Regions from separate parts of the Homo sapiens genome. Here region 1 is linked to region 2. A link is an interaction called in ENCODE POLR2A ChIA-PET data of the cell type or tissue named here. Cell type or tissue: GM12878. All regions are shown on one strand. Each heading gives the region's core, and the rest is flanking DNA. Links, peaks and the distances in the headings are about the cores only. Region 1 overlaps UQCC1 (ubiquinol-cytochrome c reductase complex assembly factor 1). Region 2 overlaps RBM39 (RNA binding motif protein 39).

Region 1 (12,826 bases), core at 2,394-10,393, 320 kb before region 2:
GCCTCAGCCTCCCAAGTAGCTGGGATTACAGGTGCACGCCATCACGCCAAGTCAATTTTTTAAATTTTCTGTGGAGGTGGGGTCCACAGCCTGTTGTTCTCTGGAGAGGGGGGGTCCATAGCCTATTGCCTAGGCTGGTCTCAAACTCTTGGCCTCAAGCAATCTTCCTGCTTCAGCCTCCCCAAATGCTGGGATTACAGGTGTGAGCCACCATGCTTGGGCTGAGGGCATTTTTATTGCTTAGATTTTTGTTTTCACCTACAATTTTTAATTTTCTTTTTTTTTTCTTTTTTCTTTTTTTTTTTTTTTTTTGAGACAGAGTCTTGCTCTGTCGCCCAGGCTGGAGTGCAGTGGCGAGATCTCGGCTCACTGCAAGCTCCGCCTCCCGGGTTCCCGCCATTCTCCTGCCTCAGCCTCCCGAGTAGCTGGGACAGGCACCCACCACCACGCCCGGCTAATTTTTTTGTATTTTTAATAGAGATGGAGTTTCACCGTGTTAGCCAGGATGGTCTAGATCTCCTGACCGCATGATCTGCCCGCCTCGGCCTCCCAAAGTGCTGGGATTACAGGCGTGAGCCACCGCGCCCGGCCTAATTTTCATTTTTTTAAGCATCTTATCATTCAGTGAAAACACATTTGGAACTGTACCTAATAGATGCCCTCCAAATTTCAGAGCAAGACATGCCTACCTCATTGACTGTATGTCTATTAACCCATATCTAGCAGATGACAGATGTGGGGTATTAGAATAAAAGTTCTATCAAAAAGAAGACTTTTAAAAGGAAATCTTGACCCCCATCTCCCAAGAACAATTCTGAGAAGTAAAACATTCTATGCTTATTGATGTAATAGGAAAAGGAAAAAAAAATACTGCCTGAAAGCAGTCAAAAGTCATTCAAAACTGCAATCAAGCACTGAATGTTTTTAAACTCTTGCATTTTTTAGTAAAGGTATCACAAATTTTATTAATGACTACAGAGTCTTGTAGTTTGCAAATAACCTCCAAGGAAAGTCTGTTCTAATGTTAACCCTCTCCAAGCAAAGGCAAGCTATCTAACCAATAAAAAATTATCCAAAAGTTAAATATCACTTTATTTTTAACATGTAAAAAATTCATATGTTTTCCTCTTAAGTGTTTTCCAGACACAACAATGGAAGAAACATAGGACATAGCCTCAGAAGGCTTAGGTCCAAATATTCAGGCTGGCATGGTGGCTCACACCTATAATCTCAGTAATCCCAGTACTTTGGGAGGCCGAGGTGGGAGGATCACCTAAGCCCAGGAGTTCAAGGCAGTAGTGAGCCATGATCATGCCACTGCACTCCACCAGGGTAACAGAGCAAGACCTCATCTGTTAAAAAAAATTTTAAAAACAATCCCAGCACTTAGGGAGGCTGAGGCAGGAGGATCGCTTGAAGCCAGGAGTTTGAGACCAACCTAGGTAACAAAACGAGACCCTGGTCTCTACAAAAATTTAAAAATTGGCAGTACACAGTGGTGCATGACTGTAAGTCTCAGCTATTCAGAAGGCTGAGGCAGGAGGATAGCTCGAGCTTGGGAGTTCGAGACTACAGTCAGCTATGAAGGCACCACTCTACTCTAGCCTGGGTGACAGAGCAAGACCTTGTCCCTGAAAAAAAAAAATTCATTTTGTCTGCCACTTACTTACCATCCTTGTGACCTTGGGCAAGTCACTTTACCCCCTGAGCCTCACCTTCTGCATTCGCTAAAACTCACCTAGCTAACAATTTTGTTGAGATCCAAAGAACACCTGTGTGAAAGCACTCTATAAACACAGAATGCACTGATAATTCTCACCTTACGTGTGGTGTGATACTTCCTATTCAGCTGTATGTCTATTCCAGGAATCTGTTCTGATCCACCACATGCTCGGGACTGGCTCATCTGGGGCCACTGAAGAATAAAAACACAGATCTATGCAACACTGAGCACTTACAGGGTTAATCTGAACAGAGCTGTTTCAAAGTAAAGACTATAGGATCTTTCCAACCTTACTTAGCCCACTTCCCCGTGATCAGCTCACCAGGAAGACCCAAGATCAGCACCTAGAAGGGTGTCTAGTACATGGTAGATGCCCAAGAAATATCTGTTGAATACCTGAAGAAATAAAAGAATTTGGGCCAGGCACAATAGCTCACACCTGTAATTCCAACACTTTGGGAGGTCAAGGTGAGAGGATTGCTTGAGGCCAGAGTTTAAGACTCAGCCTGGGGAACATAGCAAGACTCTATTTCTACAAATTTTTTTTTAATTGGCTGGGTGTGGTGGTGCATGCCTATAGTCTTAAGCTGCTTGGGAGGCTGAGGTGGGAGGATCACTTGAGCCCAGAAGATCGAGGCTGCAGGGAGCTATCATCACACCACTGCACTTCAACCTGGGCGACTCAGCAAGAGCAAGACCCTGTCTGTAAAAAAAAAAAAAAAGAGAGAGAGAGAGTGAATTCAAAGGCCAGGTGGCGTGGCTCACACCTGTAATCCCAGCACTTTGGGAGGCCGAGGTGGATGGATCACTTGAGGTCAGGAGTTTGAGAGCCTGGCCAATATGGTGAAACCCCATCTCTACTAAAAATACAAAAAATTAGCCAGGTGTGGTGGCACATGCCTGTAATCCCAGTTACTCAGGAGGCTGAGGCAGGAGAATAGCTTGAACTGAGGAGGCAAAGGTTGCAGTGAACCAATATCATGCCACTGCACTCCAGCCTGGGCAACACAGCAAGAATCGGTCTCAAAAAAAAAAAAAAAAAAAAAAAAAAAGAATTCAGCCCTGGAAACCTGGAACTACATCTAAGTCAATTCTAGGAAACAGAACTGTAGTATCTATCTATTTAAATATGGGCAGCAGTGCCGTATATGGGGAAAAAAATAAAGACACCAGCCACTTTTAGGTTTAAAACCTGCTTCTGTCGCCTACGACAAGCTCAGTGGCCATGGAAAACTTACTGAACCTCAGTTGCAGTAAGGATGAAAGAAGGTAAGATATATAAAGTGCCTTTCACAAAATAGGCACTCAATAAATAGCAGAAGTTTCCATCATCACTATCATCACCAGCATTATTGTTTGGATCACAATCGCCACCTTTTTCATGTTCACATTGCATTTAAAAACAATTTGGCAATAAAATAGCCGTTATTATGTGCCAGATACTATACAGAATGAAAACTGGGAGGAAAGTCCATTAAGGAGATGGTTAATGAAAGTTCAGTCACTCAGTGGAAAATCAGGTATCCATTGAGGGTTTTTTGTTTTGTTTTTGTTGTTGTTGTTTTGTTTTTGTTTTTTGAGACAAGGTCTGGCTCTATGGCCCAGGCTGGAGTGCAGTGGTGCAATCTCAGCTGACTGCAACCTCCACCTCCCCGGCTCAAGCAATTCTCCTGCCTCAGCCTCCTGAGTTGCTGGGACTACAGGCATCTGTCATCACACCCTGCTGATTTTTGTATTTTTGTAGAGACAGTGTCTCCATATGTTGCCCAGGCTGGCCTCAAACTCCTGGGCTCAAGTGAGTGATCTTCCTGCCTTGAACTCCCAAAATGCCTTGAACTCCCAAAATGGGACTACAGGCATGAGCCTGGGTGCCTGGCTGGGATTTTTTTTTTTTTAAATAGACTTTTTTTTTTTTTTTTAACAGCAGTTTTAGGCTCATAGCAAAACTTCCTGGAAAGGGCAGAGTTCCCACATACCCCTTCCCCCACATGCACAGCCTCCCCCGCCATCAACATCCCATACCAGAGTGGTGCATTTGATACAAAGAACAAACCTACACTGACACATCATCATCACTCAGACTGCACGGTTTACTCAGAGATTATTATTATTGTTAACAACATGAAAAATGTTAAATGCTTATAATATGTATAAAATTATAGGTAAAACATGACTGCGTAGACTGCATATGGGCAAGTTTAGAAAGAACACACAAGAAACCAAAGAGTTATTTTGTTAAGTTAGAATTATGGATAAATTTAAGAATCTATAGCCAAAATAATTCTGGCAAAAAAAAAAAAATCTAGTTTCCAAACTCTCACTAATGCTATATTACCTTTACAATAAAAAAGGGTGAGAGGGAGCAGGAAGAGGGCTGACTCTTCAATTCTGGTTTATTCCAAGAAGAAATGGAACACATGGAATGAAAATGATTTTTTTTCTTTAACCCTAACGAAGAAAAAATAGAATTTCTAATTGTGGAATGTTACTATTTACTTTTCTTTCCAAACGAGGATATTAAAAAATTAGTCAGGATTCTTCTGGTCAGTCCCAAGGACACTTAGGCTTTAATTCATAAGTATCAAGCAGGCTTTGTAAAACACAGACTAAACACAGAACACCTCCCCATTACATCACATACATCAATGCAATGGTCCACCTAAAACACAAAGCACTTAAACTGGTTCAAAGAACACAGCCAACAGCAGTTTCCACAAGCTGTGCTTTGGGCTGGGTCCTCTTCTATTAGGTTCTATTAGATCCTTCTTTTTCCTCACAGCTCTAGGAGTAACCAGTAGATTCCTTCTGTGGCTGTCCTACCATCTACTGTATTTCTATCCTACCATTAGCTAACATTTCACACTATATTGAACTACTAAAGTACCTATGTATCTAGTATCAAGGACATCTAGTTTCTCCACACCTACACACTTATAAACACACACATTTACTTTTTTGTACTACCCACTCTTGTCCTTGCACTTCCCGCAAAAAATTCACTCGACCCTTAAAGACCTCAATTTTTCCTTTGCTTAGATTAGAAAATATCAATAGGCTGGGCGTGGTGGCTGACGCCTGTAATCCCAACACTTTGGGAGGCCGAGGCGGGAGGGTTGCCTGAGTCCAGGAGTTAGAGACCAGCCTGGGCAACATGGCAAACCACCATCTCTACCCCCCTCCAAAAAAAAACAAAAATTAGCCAGGCATGGTGGTGTGTGCCTGTAATCCCAGCTACTCAGGAGGCTGAGGCAGGAGAATCGTTTGAACCCAGAAGGCGGAGGTTACAGTGAGCCAAGATCATGCCACTGCACTCCAGCCTGGGTGACAGAGCAAGGCTCTGTCTCAAAAAATAAAAATAAAAAATAAAAAAACAAGAATGACAGAGGCAGAGAAGTAGAAAGGGGGTGCTGGGACAAACTCAAGCGATTCTTGAATACCATGGGCGTGTGTGTCTGCTCCTTTTAGCAACTATAAGCTCCAGGGCACAGCCCATCTTATATGTCTGTCATTTTCTGTCCCAATACTCAACACCATTCTGGGCATGAAGTCATTACTCAATAAAAACTAGGTGGATTTTTTTTTTTTTTCAAAGAGGACAACTTTGGAGAACGTCCAAAAAAAGAACCACAGGAATGATCAAAGGGATGAATAAAAGGTCCTAGTGGAAAGGTCAAAAGGAATTTAGGCTGTTTAGCTTGGAGAAAAGGCAACTGAAGAACTAAAGAGTAACTCAGAATAACAACACTTGAGCTGGAAGAAATCTCAGAGATATTCTGGTCCAACCTTTTCACTTCACAGATGAGGAAACTAAGACAAAGGGAGAGGTTGCAATTTGGTAAAGGTAATTTTAGGACAACTTTTTTTTTTTTTTTTAAGTTTCATTTCATACAGTGAGGAGAAAACTTTCCCAAGCAACAGGAACATAAATAGCAACAAAAATAGCAATTGCAACTTACTGAAGATCTCCTGTATGTCTAGTACCTACCTACATGCTTGGTGTTTTACTTATGTTATCTCACAACAATCTTATAAAGTATATTTTCCTATTTTTTTTTTTTTTGAGACGGAGTCTCGCTGTGCCCAGGCTGGAATGCGGTGGCATGATCTCGGCTCACTACAACCTCCACCTCCTGGGTTCAAGCAACTCTCCTGCCTCAGCCTCCCAAATAGCTGGGATTACAGACGTGTGCCACCACGCCAGCTAATTTTTTTATTTTTTTAGTAGAGACAGGGTTTGACCACATTGGCCACCCTGGTCTCAAACTCCTGACCTCAAGTGATCAGCCCACCTTAGCCTCCCAAAGTGCTGGTATTACAGGCATGAGCCACCACACCTGCCCCTTCTATTTCTTTTTTTCTTTTTTTTTGAGACAGGGTCTTGCTCTGTCACCCAGGCTGGAGTACAGTGGTGTGGTCATGGGTCACTGCAACTTTGACCCCCCCAGACTCAAGGGATCCTCCTGCCTCAGCCTCCTGAGTACCTGGGAACACAGAGATCCAGCTATTCCGGATTTTTTGTAGAGATAGGGTCTTGCTATGTTACTCAGGCTGGTCTCAAATTCCTGGCCTCAAACAATCCTCCCACCTTGGCCTCCAGAAGTGCTGAGATTACAGGCATGAGCCACTGTGCCCGGACTATTTTTTCCTGTTTTAGAAATTAGAACACAAAGGCTCAAAGAAGTAAAGTTCATTAAAGACTAGGATATATACTCAAAGCTATGTTCTGTCCGCTATATCAAGCTGCCTTCAAAAGTCTGAGTAGAGTTCAACAACACAGGCTCATGCACACTTAATACCCAGATCTTGATTTCTAAATACTGCTCTCCAATAGAAGGAATCGGGGCTGGGTGCGGTGGCTCATGCCTGTAATCCCAATACTTTGGGAGGCTGAGGCGGGAGGATCACCTGAGGTCAGGAGTTCAAGGCTAACCTGGCCAACATGGTGAAACCCCTTCTCTACTAAAAAATATAAAAATTAGCTGGGCGTGGTGTGTGCGCCTGTAGTCCCCAGCTACTCGGGAGGCTGAGGCAGGACAGTCACTTGAACCTGGGAGGTGGAGGTTGCAGTGAGCCAAGATCGCACCACTGCACTCCCACCTGGGCAACAGAGTGAGACTCCATCTAAAAATAAAAAATAAAAAAAATAAAAAAATAAAATCAGGACTCCTTGGAGTAATGTTTGAATCTAGGGCCAGGGCAAAGAAAATACAGCATGAACCTGAAACATCTTGTGGTGCCAGCAATTAAGAGAGTATTCAAAAAATGATGGGGGGCATGTAGAAAGGCGTTCCCAATAGCCCAAGCTGGGACAATCTAATCAACAAAATAACTAATTGGAAAATGAATTATAAGCCGGGTGCTTATAATTTGCACCTCTCTTTGGGAGACCGAGGCGCATAGATCACAAGGTCAGGAGATGAAGGCCATCCTGGCCAACACGGTGAAACCCCATCTCTACTAAAAATACAAAAATTAGCTGGGCGTGGTGAGCTCGCACCTGTAATCAAGCTATTCAGGAGGCTGAGGCAGGAGAATCACTTGAACCCGGGAGGCGGAGGTTGCAGTGAGCCAAGATCTCGCCACTGCACTCCAGCCTGAGTGAGAGAGTGAGACTCCGTCTCAAAAAAAAAAGAAAAGAAAAGAAAAGAAAATGAATTATAACTCAGAAGAAAATAAATATCCATGAGCTCATACTGGTATAAATAAATAATTGAATAAATAAATAAATGGGGAAGAAGTGACAGCTCTTTCTTACAACAGAGTTCCAGTTAATAAATGTAGGAATGATGGAAATAAAAAATCATTAGACAAACACCACAATAATGATCACTGCAGTGAAGAACCATCAATGCAATTATCATATAATCCATCAATCCTAATTCTGGGTATATATCCAAAAGAATTCAAAGCAGGATCTCTAAGATATTTGTACACTGACATTCACTGCAGCATTATTCACAATAATGTGTGCAAGAGACAGAAGGAACCCAAATGTCCATTGATCCAAATGGATAAAGAAAATATACAATAGAAGAGTACGCAGCCTTAAAAAAAGAAGGAAATCCTGTCATGTGCTACAACATAGATGAACCTTGAGGACATTATGCTAAGTGAAATAAGCATGTGCCAGTTATAAAAGAACAAAAACTGTATGAGTCCACTCACATGAAGTATCCTAAAGTAGTCAAAATCACAGAAACAAGGCCAGGGTGATGGCTCATGCCTGTAATCCCAGTGCTTTGGGAGGCTGAGGCGGGCAGATCACTCGAGGTCAGGAGTTTGAGACCAGCCTGGCCAACACAGTGAAACCCCGTCTCTACTAAAAATACAAAAATTAGCCAGGCGTGGTGGTGAGCACCTGTAATCCCAGCTACTCAGGAGGCTGAGGCAGAAATGCTTGAACCTGGGAGGCGGAGGTTGCAGTGAGCTGAGATTGCACCACTGCATTCCAGCCTGGGCGACAGAGTGAAACTCCGTCTCAAAAAAAAAAAAAAAAATCATAGAAACAGAAAGTAGAAAAGCAGGGTGGGGAGAGAATTAGTGTTTAGCATAGAGTTTTGCAAGATGAAAAAGTTTATAGAGATCTGTTGCAAAACAATGTGAATATGCTTAAATTAACATTACTGAACTGTACACTTATAATGGTTATGACAATAAATTTAATGTTAACATATCATTAAAAAAAACCACCAATGACTGCTAAAATTAGTAAGCAAAAGTATAATGTGAAATGGGTATCTGCACAGTCTCCAAGTATCTCCTGACAAGATACTAATTACAAAGGGAAAATACTAACTTTAGAGTTCAGGAACCTGACAAACACCAATTTAACCAAGTGGCCAAAGTTATAAGACCTACTAGCATTATGTATCCCCTGATATGATGCACTGAGAAGGGAATAACATCATTTTTGCCAAAAATGCATAACCTCAATCTCATTATAAGAAAATATTAGAAAGGCCGGGCTTTCTATATTATAGGTGGTAGCTCACACCTATAATCCCAGCACTTTGAGAGGTCGAGGTGGGCGGATCACCTCGGATCAGGAGTTCAAGACCAGCCTGGCCAACGTGGCAAAACCCCTTCTCTACTAAAAATACAAAAAGTAGCTGGGTGTGGTGGCGGGCACCTGCAATCCCAGTTACTGGGGAGGCTGAGGCAAGACAATCACTTGAACAGGAGGCAGAGGTTGCAGTGAGCCAAGATCGCACCACTGCACTCTAGCATGGGTGACAGAGCAAGACTCTGTCTCAAAAAAATGAATAAAAAATAAAAGAAAATAAAGAAAAAAGAAAAGAAAATATTACACAAACTCAAATTGAGAAACATTCTACAAATAACTGACTAGTACTCTTCAAAAGTGTCTAAATCTTGAGAAGAAAAAGAATAAGAAAATGTGACCAGACACAGTGGCTCATACCTATATTCCCAGCACTTGGGGAGGCCCACAGGGGTGGATCACTTGAGGTCAGGAGTTTGAGACCAGCCTGTTCACCAAATGGTGAAACCCCGTCTCTACTAAAAATACAAAAATCAGCCAGGTGTCATGGCACATACTTGTAATCCCAGCTACTTGGGAGGCTGAGGTGGGAGGATCGCTTGAACCCAGGAGGTGGAGGTTGCAGTGAGCAAGATAGTGCCACTGCCAAGATAGTGTCATCCACCCTGGACGACAGAGTGGGACTCTGTCTTAAAAAAAAAAAAATGAAAATTTAACAGATTGGAGACGACTAAGAATATATGACAACTGGATTTGTTATCGCAGATCAAAAAAGGACATTCATAAAAAAAAAAATTGACAAAATTGGAACAAATAGACTAATTAATAGTATTATTTCAATGTTAATTTCCTGGTTTCAGTAATTGCACCATGGTTATGTAAGAGGTTAACATTAGGGGAAGCCAGATGAAGGCTATTTGGGAATGCTACTACTTTTACAACTCTTACATAAGTCTAAAATTATTTCAAAATTTAAAAAATATTTTTAAGTAGACAGAACTTCAAGAGGCTAATTAAGACAAAGCTGAAAGTATGTCTCTAGCTCTTTGAAAACAATAATAGGATTACAGCACTGGACATTACCTTACAGATACCTGATACTACCACTCATCGAAGGAAGGATTCCTTTATGTCAGGCCCTTGACATACATTCATCCTACCACTGCCTGAATATTTCCAGTAAGAGTAAATTTACTATGTGAAAACGCAGCTCACACATCCCATTATGCACAATTCTAATTAACAAAACTCTTTCTCATTCTGAGCCAAATCTTCCTCCCTGTGAGACATGTACCTGAGGATGCCATTCTGAAGCAGAAGTTTCCAACCAGGGGACCTCAAAGATAGGAAGATACTCCAGTAAGTTACAGTCGATACGACAAAAGGTCCAGTTGATTTACAATGACTAAAATTACATCTGGTCAGCATGAGATAAACCACCCTCAGTTATTTACATAAATGCTTTGCTATAATGTTGTCCCAGAGCCTAATACAGTACCCGGTACTTATTAGGTGCTCAAGAAACGTTTACTGACCCAAAGAGTAGGGCACAAGTCAGAGATTCATATAATGAGTTATTTTCCCCTACCATCTACACACATACAAATAACAAATACTATTAAAAATTTGTACAAAAAGTAACAGAACACAGCCCAAGCTCTGAAAAGAAATACCTGCATAACTACCCAAAGTAGACGCCTCTTCTGCACAGGCATATTCTCCATTCATTCAACATATACTTAGTGACTACTCTGTGCCAGGCATAGTGAAAAGACCAGGAAATACAAGAAAAAAGCAAGATGTCCTCAGAAGGGCAGGGCTTACACATTAATTGGAGGGAATTTTTAAGTAGATTATATATGTTACATAAATTATATAATATATATAATTACATATAGCAAACATATTTTTAATTGCATCGAATACGAAAAAGAAAGTTAATGACTACAGATAAAAATCATAAATTGGTAAGAAAAATGAGTTCCCAATAGATGAATGGAGAAATGCCATAAGCATACAATTTTCACAAACTGAAAAACAACTGATCAATACAGAAAAAATACATAACCCTGAGAGCTAAACAAAGAAATACAAGGTAAAACAAGGTAACATTTCTTACCCAATTTATTTAAGTTAAAAAAAACTCAACTTGAGAGAGGTAATAATGAAAAACTACTTATACATACATTGCTGGTGGCAGCATAAATTAAAACAACCTTTTGAAGAGGCAAACTGTTCATACTCTGACCCAAGGTATGCCTTCCTAGGAATTATTAATAAGTAATTAAAAGTAAGAAAAAATATGTGCTAAGACAATGGTAAGAAAATTAAAGCTTATAATGGCAAAAAAAAGGAAATGATTTTCATATCAAAGGCTAAGTAAATAAAATATTATATGGTCATTAAATTTTTAATTACAAAGTCTATCAAAACAATATGAATAATGTCCACTCTAATAAGTGAAAAGGTACCAGAATATAAACTTCTGTGGACATTTGTTAGGGTACTTCAGGAATAACATTACATATACATACACACACACACACACACAAACACACACAAACACACACACACACACACACACACACACACAGGCTGAAAAAGAACCAGCAGAGATAAAATACTGACGTTTTCAGATTTGAAGTCATAGATGATTTATTTCCCTTATTACTAAATTATTTGTATTATTAACAAAAATCAGGAGGGACACAAGGTCCAAGGTAAACTACATTATAATGATTAGGTGGTCAATGGTAAATGAATACCTCAAATAATTGTTTCTTGGATTTTATATTCATATAAAGGAAAAAGAAATAATTATCACGCCCAAATAAAAGTAGCACAAGATGGCCACAAAAAGAAAATTGAAAAAGGTTAACTCGGAGATGAATATCTGGAAAAATTCCCTAACAGTAAAAATCATCAGACTGTAGCATGGTATCCTAGGCTAAGTTCCACTGCTAGGGTATTTAGAAGCAACGCCCTAGACACCATACTTTAGGAATCAGTCCTAAGTTGGCACCACAGAGACCCAGAGTGGTCTCATGAGGTTTTTCCATCACACAATTTGGTTGGCTAATCTATAAATACATGACATTTGCACATAAACACTAAGGTTTTCATACTAAGCAAAAGAACAACAAATCTTACCTGGGAAGTGCGAGACAGAGCCCTGTCCCCCTGTCCTTGGGTAGGAGACACAGGTATCAATCGGCTGCATACTGGAACCCACTGAGAAATGCTAGTCTGGTTCCTCTAAAGAAAGAAAATAATAATCTGTCAGGAATCTAAATCATACTCCCTACATGGAAGGCAAAGAGTGTACCTGTGATACTGTAATATAATTAGAAATATATATTTGGCCTTCATCTCTAGTTCCTGGCACAGAGCTCCTAAAACCCTTGGAATTTCTGAGTGAGGGGGGTGTCTGTAACTCATAATAAGCCCCTTTCAACCATACCTGAGTTTATGCTAATGAGGTGATTCATGCAGGATGGAGGCTGGTTGCCAGAGAAACCTACCACAGGAGTAGAGGGTTGGAACTCAGCCCCAACTCCTCAAGGCATCCCCACCTCCAGGAGAGGAGAGGGATTAGAGACTGAGCCAATCACTGGTACCCAGTGATTTAATCAATCATGCCAACAATAAGCCTCCACAAAAATTCTAAATGACAGAGTTCAGAGAACTTCCGGTAAAGATGAAAAACTCTTTTTTCTATACTCAACACTCCACTTCTGATACCAAATGTGCAGGGGCAAGGGGTCTCCATACCAAGCAATTCTCTAGTTCTCTGCAGACACCAACTGGGTGTCCTACAATTTAACTTAATTCTTAAACTAACTGCCTGGAGTTAGCAGAGACCTCACAGCACCATCCAACAGGACTGTCCCCCACTTCAGACTCCCATCACAAGTAGTGGGTCCCCAGGTTACTCACACTTTTGTCCAACTTGTCCATACATTGGGGGTTCCCACAGCTGCCTCCTCAGATTCAATAATTTGCTAGCATGGCTCAACTCGGGGAGGCACTTCACTTACTTTTATCAGTTTATTATAAGGGATACACCTCAGGAACAGCCAAATGGAAGCGATGCAAAAGACAGG
Region 2 (8,000 bases), core at 1-8,000:
TTTCTGCCCACGAAGTTTTTTAAATCTACAAATTATTAAAGAATTAAGACATATAAAATCATCCAAGTGTTTAAAGACAATGTCCTAGAAAAATAAATCCTATTAACAATCCTATTAAAAATAAATCCTATTAATAAATCAAATGTTTTAAAAATGTTTTCGCACAATAAAAGAACACTGAAAAGAGCAGCATATATGTGTAATATCCACTACTACCAAAACATACTGGGGTTTGAAGTTTAAAGAGCATTTTCCAAGACAGTTGCTCCAATGCTTTCACGTGATTTACAAAAATATTACCAGTAGCTGTTACAGAACTCACCGTAATCATATTATCTGACCAAATTTCATTCCAAAACATAATAACAAACAAAGCTAAGGATAAAACAGTGCATTAGAAATTATGGTAATTAAAATAAACGATCACTTAAAGTATCAGAAATATTACACCGAGAAATTAGGGCTGTGCATGAAATATATCATAAATGATAACTTTCTGGTAGCATTACAGGTGCTTTAGCTTCTCTGTAACATATAAGTTTTTTCTTTCATAAAGTTTTATTTTAAATAAAACAAAATTTTAATATAACATGTCAAATTCTGCTGGAAAAAAGTTAAAGATTCGAGAGTGTATTATAACTGTGCAAAAATGAAGCTCACTGTGTAGCTTACAGAAGATATGGAAGTATCCTTAAAAAAAACTAGAAAGTCTAAACAGAACTGAGGAAGACTTGATTCTTCCAGTTTCTCAAGTTTAGTATGATTATATACTATGAATACTAAAAAATATTAAGAAAACGTACTATACAAACATTCACGTTCAAGCTAGATCAATGCAGAACACAGTAAATCTAGGAAAATCTTTTAAAAATCTCTTAACAAAACAGCACTGATTAGAAGCATCTTGTTTGTGAAAAAATTTAATTCTTGACTGTGATGGAACATGACATATCTTTCTCATAATCATTTCCCTAAACATTAAGCATACTCCTACAAAAGATATAGAACTTACATTAACAGCAAAATGCTCATGTCAAGCAACAGAGATTTAGTGATAACTAAAAACAAGAAATCATAGCCTACTTAATGAATGGTTTCTCTGAAATGTGCATGTAATTTAAGTATGTATAAACCTCTTATTGCTTGGTACTGGCTTAAATAAATCACTGAGTACTATGTCTTAAGCAAAAAAAGGTGAGTTTTATAGCATGATTCACAACTTTATACTAAGACAACTTCCAGATTCCAGGTTCTAAAATACTTGCCTACTCGTTAATAAGAGAATACTTCATTTCCTGACTTCTATATGCAACTTATCAACACTTAGAACACACAGGTAGGCATAAAACAAAAACAAGGTTGAAAATTTTAAGCAAACTAAAGCAAAAAAAAAAATTGTTATTTTGATTTTTTTTAAGTCCATTAATTTGGGTTAGGTCTTCTGAAATACAGACAGATTACTATGAATATACCACTATGTGTCACTGTGTCAAAATTTGGTCCAAATTACTGGTATAAAAATATGACAATAAATATAGAAAACTGTCTTACTACATTTAATTCTATTTCAAAGACAAAAATAAAAAATATGAACACTTCAACTCACCTTCAGTCTGCTGGGAAAGTCTTGTTTGCAAATCTATAACAAAAGAGAATTCTACAGCTCAGTGCAGGAACAATGAAGAGCCTCAACTAACAGGGTAAATGTCAGGAAAGCATTAATAAAAGAGGACTACAATAGCAGGGTTCATTCAAATGCACTTAGTAAAACCTGGCAGCAAAACCTCCTTCCCCATTCCTCATTGAGAAGGCTTTGGGGCCTTTTTTCCCCCTCTTATCCTGGGAAACTTACTTTTCCCTCTCTCTTCCTAGACTAGACTACTCTTCCACATCTCAAGTGATTTTCACTACACTACTATACAGCTGGGAATAATGGGAAATGGGGAAAGGGAAGCACACCGGTCAGAAAATGAGTGAAAAACCCTGATCTTGAGAATTCAATTCCAAGTACTTGGGAAATGCAAGTATTTATATTTTTAGTGGCCATAGTACTTAACACTTTAAAAGGATATTATAAAATTGTAAATACTGCACATCAAAAAGCTGTAACAGTTTCCATGATTTCCCAATTTAGGAAGAACATCACCATTGGGAAATACACCATTCCAACAGTATGCATATATTATTTTTTTAAGGACTTTTCAAAGATTTAACTTGTCAAATCTAGCCCATAATGGGGCAACTTGATTATTGATTTCCTGGCCTAGTGTAAAAATTTAGCAAGGCAGAAATAAAAATCTCTGGAGTTTTCTTAAAAGCTATGAAGTTTAGGAAAATGAAAACATCTAATCAGTATTAAAAATAAGAGGGATGTGACCAATATATTTTCTCATATAATCGTTAGATTTCTACAGTGGACGCCATCTGAAAGCTGCTACAGAGTGAAACAGTAGCAAGTCTGAACAGTAAGTCTGCCACAGTGCTATAATGCTCTCTTGAAGTTCTTTTTATAGAAATATATGACATCAAAATTTTGATTCAGTAACCTGATTTTCATTAAAATTTGATTCAACTGCAACACTTTATTACCACATATATGGGTTTCTTGCAACATGGGCAAAAATGTACAGGGATCTGCAGCCCAAGTTATATTGGGATAAAATACCTGGGTCCTAGGTGCTCAAAATTGGCATCTCAGGGAGCTGAAGAAATGTAACTGGTGTATACTGAAGGAACTTGAAGATAGGACCATGTGAACAGTGTCAATAAACTTTAAATAATAACAGAATTTGTCTTTTTTTTCCTAAAATGGGAAAAAATGTATAGATATCAGAAATCCATGCTATTTTGTCTACCAACCCAATCATAATTTCAAAAATGATTTGTCATATCATTTGTGACAAAGTGAAAAATAAAGCATGGTTTTCATAAAGATAAGGACTCTAACCTATTTTAGAAAGGGCCTATCAAACTGGCAGAATAAAATAATGTGGATATAGTGATGACCCATCCCTAGTTTCACCCAATAGCTTTAAAAGACTTAGGGGACAAGCACCTCAAACACAGTAAACACTCAACAATTTTATTTCAGCAAGTTATATGTAATATTTTAATGACCACCATCTGGAGAAAAATATCCAGTTACACAGATATTCACCTAAAACATGAGTGTTATTAATGCAGAAGAAATTTATAGCAAGGCTAATAAAACAGAATGATCTTTAAAATCATCTCTACCACCACCAGCACTAAAAAAGGGAATGTAACTAGATACATAGATAAAGGGTAGGGACACTATTGTCAGGAATCCATATGGAGCTTTAGGATTTTAGCTGGCTACATTCAAACAATCTTAATATATACTACACGATGAGAAAGAACCCAAGAGGTACATTCATCCATAATAAAAGAAATAAAGGCTAACGGTAGAACTGATATTTAACAGTGGATAATCTTCAGTTAACTGAAGACATTAAGAGCAAATCAACGTATCTGATACAGCATCCAGGGTGTAAGAAAATTGTCTATAAATGACCCCTTTGTCACTGTATCAATTCCCTGAAGGCAGGAAGAAATCTTTCACCACCCTTTAGTGGAATACCTAGAACATGAACTAAAAATTTTCTTAGTTGTCAAAGAACATTATGAACAATGAGAAGCAATACAGGTAAACAGTTTTCTGGTTAAAAAAAAACCTTTCAAACTGTAATAATAAACTCTAGGTAATGAGTTTACTATCAATTAGAGCAAGTAGCAATCGACAATTACTCACTGTAAAGGATCGAATAGCTAACACTATAAGCTCAAAATAAATTATGTGTTAATCCAATGGAATAAAGATAACTTGAGGAGGGATCAAATGACTGTTAAATACACAAATGCCTTACTGGTTCTGATTCTTGTAAGTATAAACTGGCTTCGCTGTCAGAAATTCTAGGGAGTAACTGCTTGTCAAATTTCAAAATAAGTCATACAATTTATAGAAAGGAAATGAAACCAAATGCAGGTTTTCTAAAGGTACTCACACACTTAAGAACAACCACTAAGAAGGCAAAACAGTGAAAAAATAAATGTAAAAACAAAAGTCGTCTTCTACTTTAATTGAATATTGAGCTTTCAATTTAGAAGAAAATCATGAAGCAACCACAGGACCTCTTCGTACTTTCAGATGTGGTACTACCAGGGTCTAAAATCTATCTTCTCAGTTACAGTCTCACTTCGTATATATATATAAGGTCAAAGGACCAGCCAGGTGAGGGGGCTCATGCCTGTAACCCAGGATTTTGGGAGGTCAAGGCAGGCAGGTCTCTACTAAAAATACAAAAATTAGCTGGGTGTGGTGGGAAATGTCTGTGATCCCAGCTATGTGGGAGGCTGAGGCACCAGAATTCCTTGAACCCAGGAGGAAGAGGTTGAGCCACAGAGTGAGACTCCATCCCCCACCAACAAAATAACAAAAGGTTCTTCTTATGATGTTCTAAAAGCACGTCTTTGACATTTCAAAATTAGATCCTATCCTATCTCCCAGATTTGGGTCAATGTAAAAGTTACAGGTAATTAAGAAATGAGGGCCGAACGCAGTGGCTCACATCTGTAAGCCCAGCACTTTGAGAGGCCAAGGTGGGCAGATCACTTGAGGTAAGGTGTTTAAGACTAGCCTGGCCAACATGGTGAAACCCCATCTCTACTAAAAATATCCCTGCTACTTGGGAGGCTGAGGCACGAGAACTGCTTGAACCCAGGAGGCACAGGTTGCAGTGAGCCGAGACTGCACCACTGCACTCCAGCCTGGGCAACAGAGCAAGTCTACTGTTATCCAAAAAAAAAAAAAAAAAAAAAAAAGGGGGCGGGGGGTTGGGGGGCACAGGGGAATGAGTGTTTTATGAACTAAATCCCTTTATACATAATTGTAAAAACGTCAATTCACCCTTCTTTTCCTGTTGCCTCCAAAAGCTCCACCTCCCAATTCATGATCTTAAATTTTTATGTACTATAAAGAAAAATAACTGTCTCAACACTCTTACTACTACAATAGTTTTAAGTAAAGCTTTTTTAAGTGCCTCTGATATTTTCTAAATTCTAATATTATAAATATTTTTTCGATCAAACAATATACACCTTGTAGTATTCAATAAAACTGATATATTTGAAAATAAACTTATGTCAATGAATTTCGACTAAAAACTGGGGTGCAGGGTTTAAAACTGTCCTGACAACTCATTTTGATGCATGGTTAATTCTACCCTATGTCTCCACTTCCTTAAATAGAAGACTACAAACTAACAGGCTATAAGTACTTGATGAATTGAATTCTCAGTAAGTCCTTTTAAATGTAAAAATTTGGAAAATTTTCGAATTAGATGAAAAAACGATTTAAAATTAGAAAAGATTCAATTCCTACCTGCCACAGCACCAAATGCCAAAGAGCCACTCATCTGTAGAGCTTGCTGTGCTGCTGGCGGAATCTGCAAACCTGTACCTGTAAAAGAATAGTCTTAAAGTTCCTACTATGTTGAGAGCAGAGAAACGAAGTTTCCTGGGTCATTAATATCATGATCACTTCACTAAAATAAATTGCAAGGAGGGCCGAGTGTGGTGGTTGACGCCTGTAACTTAGCTAGCACTCTGGGAGGCCAAGGGAGGTGGTTCACTTAAATCCCAGAGATCGAGACCAACCTGGGCAACAATTGTGAAACTCTCTTTTTTTTTTGAGATGGAGTATCGCTCTTGTTGCACAGGCTCTTGTTGCACAGGCTGGAGTGCAATGGCGCAATCTCGGCTCACTGCAACCTCCCCCTCCCAAGTTCAAGTGATTCTCCTGCCTCAGCCTCCTGAGTAGCTGGGATTACAGGTATGCGCCACCATGACCGGCTAATTTTTTATTTTTAGCAGAGATAGGGTTTCTCCGTGCTGGTCAGGCTGGTCTCGAACTCCTGAACTTAGGTGATCCACCCGCCACAGCCTCCCAAACTGCTGGGATTACAGTTGTAAGCTACCGCACCCGGCAGAAACCCCATCTCTTAAAAACAACCAACCAACCAACCAACACAAAAAAAAAAAAAAAAAAAAAAAAAAAAAAACCACCACAGAAATTAGCCAGGCGTGGTGGTGGTTGTTTGCAACTGTTAGTCCCAGCTATTTAGAGATTAGGGTGGGAGGATGGCTTCAGCCAAAGAGGCAGAGGTTGCGGTGAGCCAGGATCGCACAACTGCACTCCAAATTGGGCAACAGAGCCAGACCCTGCATCAAAAAATAAGAAATTACAAAAAGAAAAACTTGTAACATTATAATAGCTGCAACTAAATTTATTCCTAAGTATGACATATAAACACTACATAAAGGAAAAGAAATCTTGCAACTTATACTGTGGCATTCAAAACACATAATATAGATTTCCATACATTAATACAAGGCACATCATCTATAAAATAATATGCAGTGTGACCAAGGATAACGCCAACTACAAAATAAGATAAAATCTTTTTCCCTTTCTTAGTTTACATGGCTACCTTTCTTTTCCACTACAATACCCACAGTAAATCATTCGTAATAGCAAGAAACACTTACCCTCTGCAAGTCTTGCCATTAACTGAAGACGACCAGTTGTTCCCAAATCAATTCCAGTCCTTTCCAGTTCATCACTGTCCAAAAATGAACTAGCACTCGAAGCATCAGTACGTTCAGTAACATGACCAACTTTCATTGGTCTTCCTGCTAGTTCAAATCCATTAAGTTGTTCCAAAGCCTTTTTGGCACATTCTGAGTCAGAAAACTACATGATAGGGGAGGCAAGGACAGGAGACAGTGCTTTAATTTTTAAAATACAAACTATACTTAAAAATATATTTATATTTTTAGCATATTCAATAATTACTTCTGAATACTAAGGTAGAAACTGCAAGCTGTAAGTAGCAAACACAACATACATGATGACGACGCTAGCTAACGCAAATTAGGCTTGTTGATGTGGTAGTTTAAATAAAAGATATTACAAGTAATGACAGCTTTATATTTGAGAACATGGGGATTGTGGTTAGAAAATGTGAAAACTGGCTGGGTGCAGTGGCTCACACCTGTAATCTCAACACTTGGAGAGGCCGAGGCAGGCAGACCACCTGAGGTAGAATTTAGTACTTTTCTAACAAAAATGTGCCCAGGGACAAAATAGTCAATATAATCCTCATATATAAAACATAAATACTTCATACACAAGCAAATAAATACATAACTTGATATAAATTACATATATATAAAATTTTGGTTTACACATATACCCACAATGGCTTATCTGGAGAAAAAGAAAAGGTGGAAAATATCCACACTAAAGTTACTAGAATAAAAAAATAAAATTGGTGAGCTATGTTTCATAAATTTTCTCCTTTCACCAGTTCATTGACGTACGTAACAGCCTAATGACCAGTAAGTTAAACAGATTTGCTATCAACATAGCAACAGGCTTACATTTTATTGAAATGTAGATATAAGCTAACAATTTTAATTTCCTGATAGAGATATACAGTGTACTTTTAAAAATACTATGTTTCCAGGACCTTAAAAGGTTACAGAGCTCACACATCTGAAAAAAGTTCCACCATGGATGAGTTTCATATACATGAGTGGCACCATCTCGGCTCATTGCAACCTCTGCCTCCTAGGTTTAGGCAATTCTTCCTCATCCTCCCTAGATGCTAGGATTATAGGCGCCCGCCACCACGCCCGGTTAATTTTTTATATTTTTAGTAGAGACAAGGTTGCACCATGTTGGCCAGGATGGTCTTGATCTCCTGACCTCAGGTGATCTACCGCTCTCAGCCTCCCAAAGTGCTGGCATCACAGGCGTGAGCCACCACACACAGCCCAAAAACACTTTTGACAAGACAATTCTGGTCTTGGTTGTGAGGTATGTACATTAAAAAAAGGATCTTTAGTAAAAAAGAATCGTTAACAGACCTTCATTTATTTAACTGTTAAGAATGTGTCAAAAGGTTATCAGAGATGAA

Evidence for each region. ChIA-PET counts read pairs that join two places held together with the same protein. Peaks named below come from ENCODE experiments on the same cell type or tissue, not always from the same donor. Only the 100,000 strongest peaks of a DNase experiment are listed, where the experiment ranks them.
Region 1: POLR2A ChIA-PET joins it to region 2 with 5 read pairs; 2 of 35 experiments call an interaction of 5 or more read pairs at or near these places.

What each region holds. Positions count from the first base shown.
Region 1 is chr20:35,382,219-35,395,044 of GRCh38, forward strand. It overlaps UQCC1 (ubiquinol-cytochrome c reductase complex assembly factor 1), which reads right to left. Exons shown (of 10, transcript NM_018244.5): 2 at 11,874-11,978; 3 at 1,820-1,915. Among named protein-coding and RNA genes, the nearest start is that of UQCC1, 23 kb to the right of the region's middle. In GM12878, for the core only: no CTCF peak of the experiment used is centred there; no DNase peak of the experiment used is centred there.
Region 2 is chr20:35,707,618-35,715,617 of GRCh38, forward strand. RBM39 (RNA binding motif protein 39) reads right to left here. Exons shown (of 17, transcript NM_184234.3): 11 at 6,568-6,772; 12 at 5,402-5,479; 13 at 1,607-1,657. Among named protein-coding and RNA genes, the nearest start is that of ROMO1, 12 kb to the left of the region's middle. In GM12878, for the core only: no CTCF peak of the experiment used is centred there; no DNase peak of the experiment used is centred there; H3K27ac peaks cover 228 bases.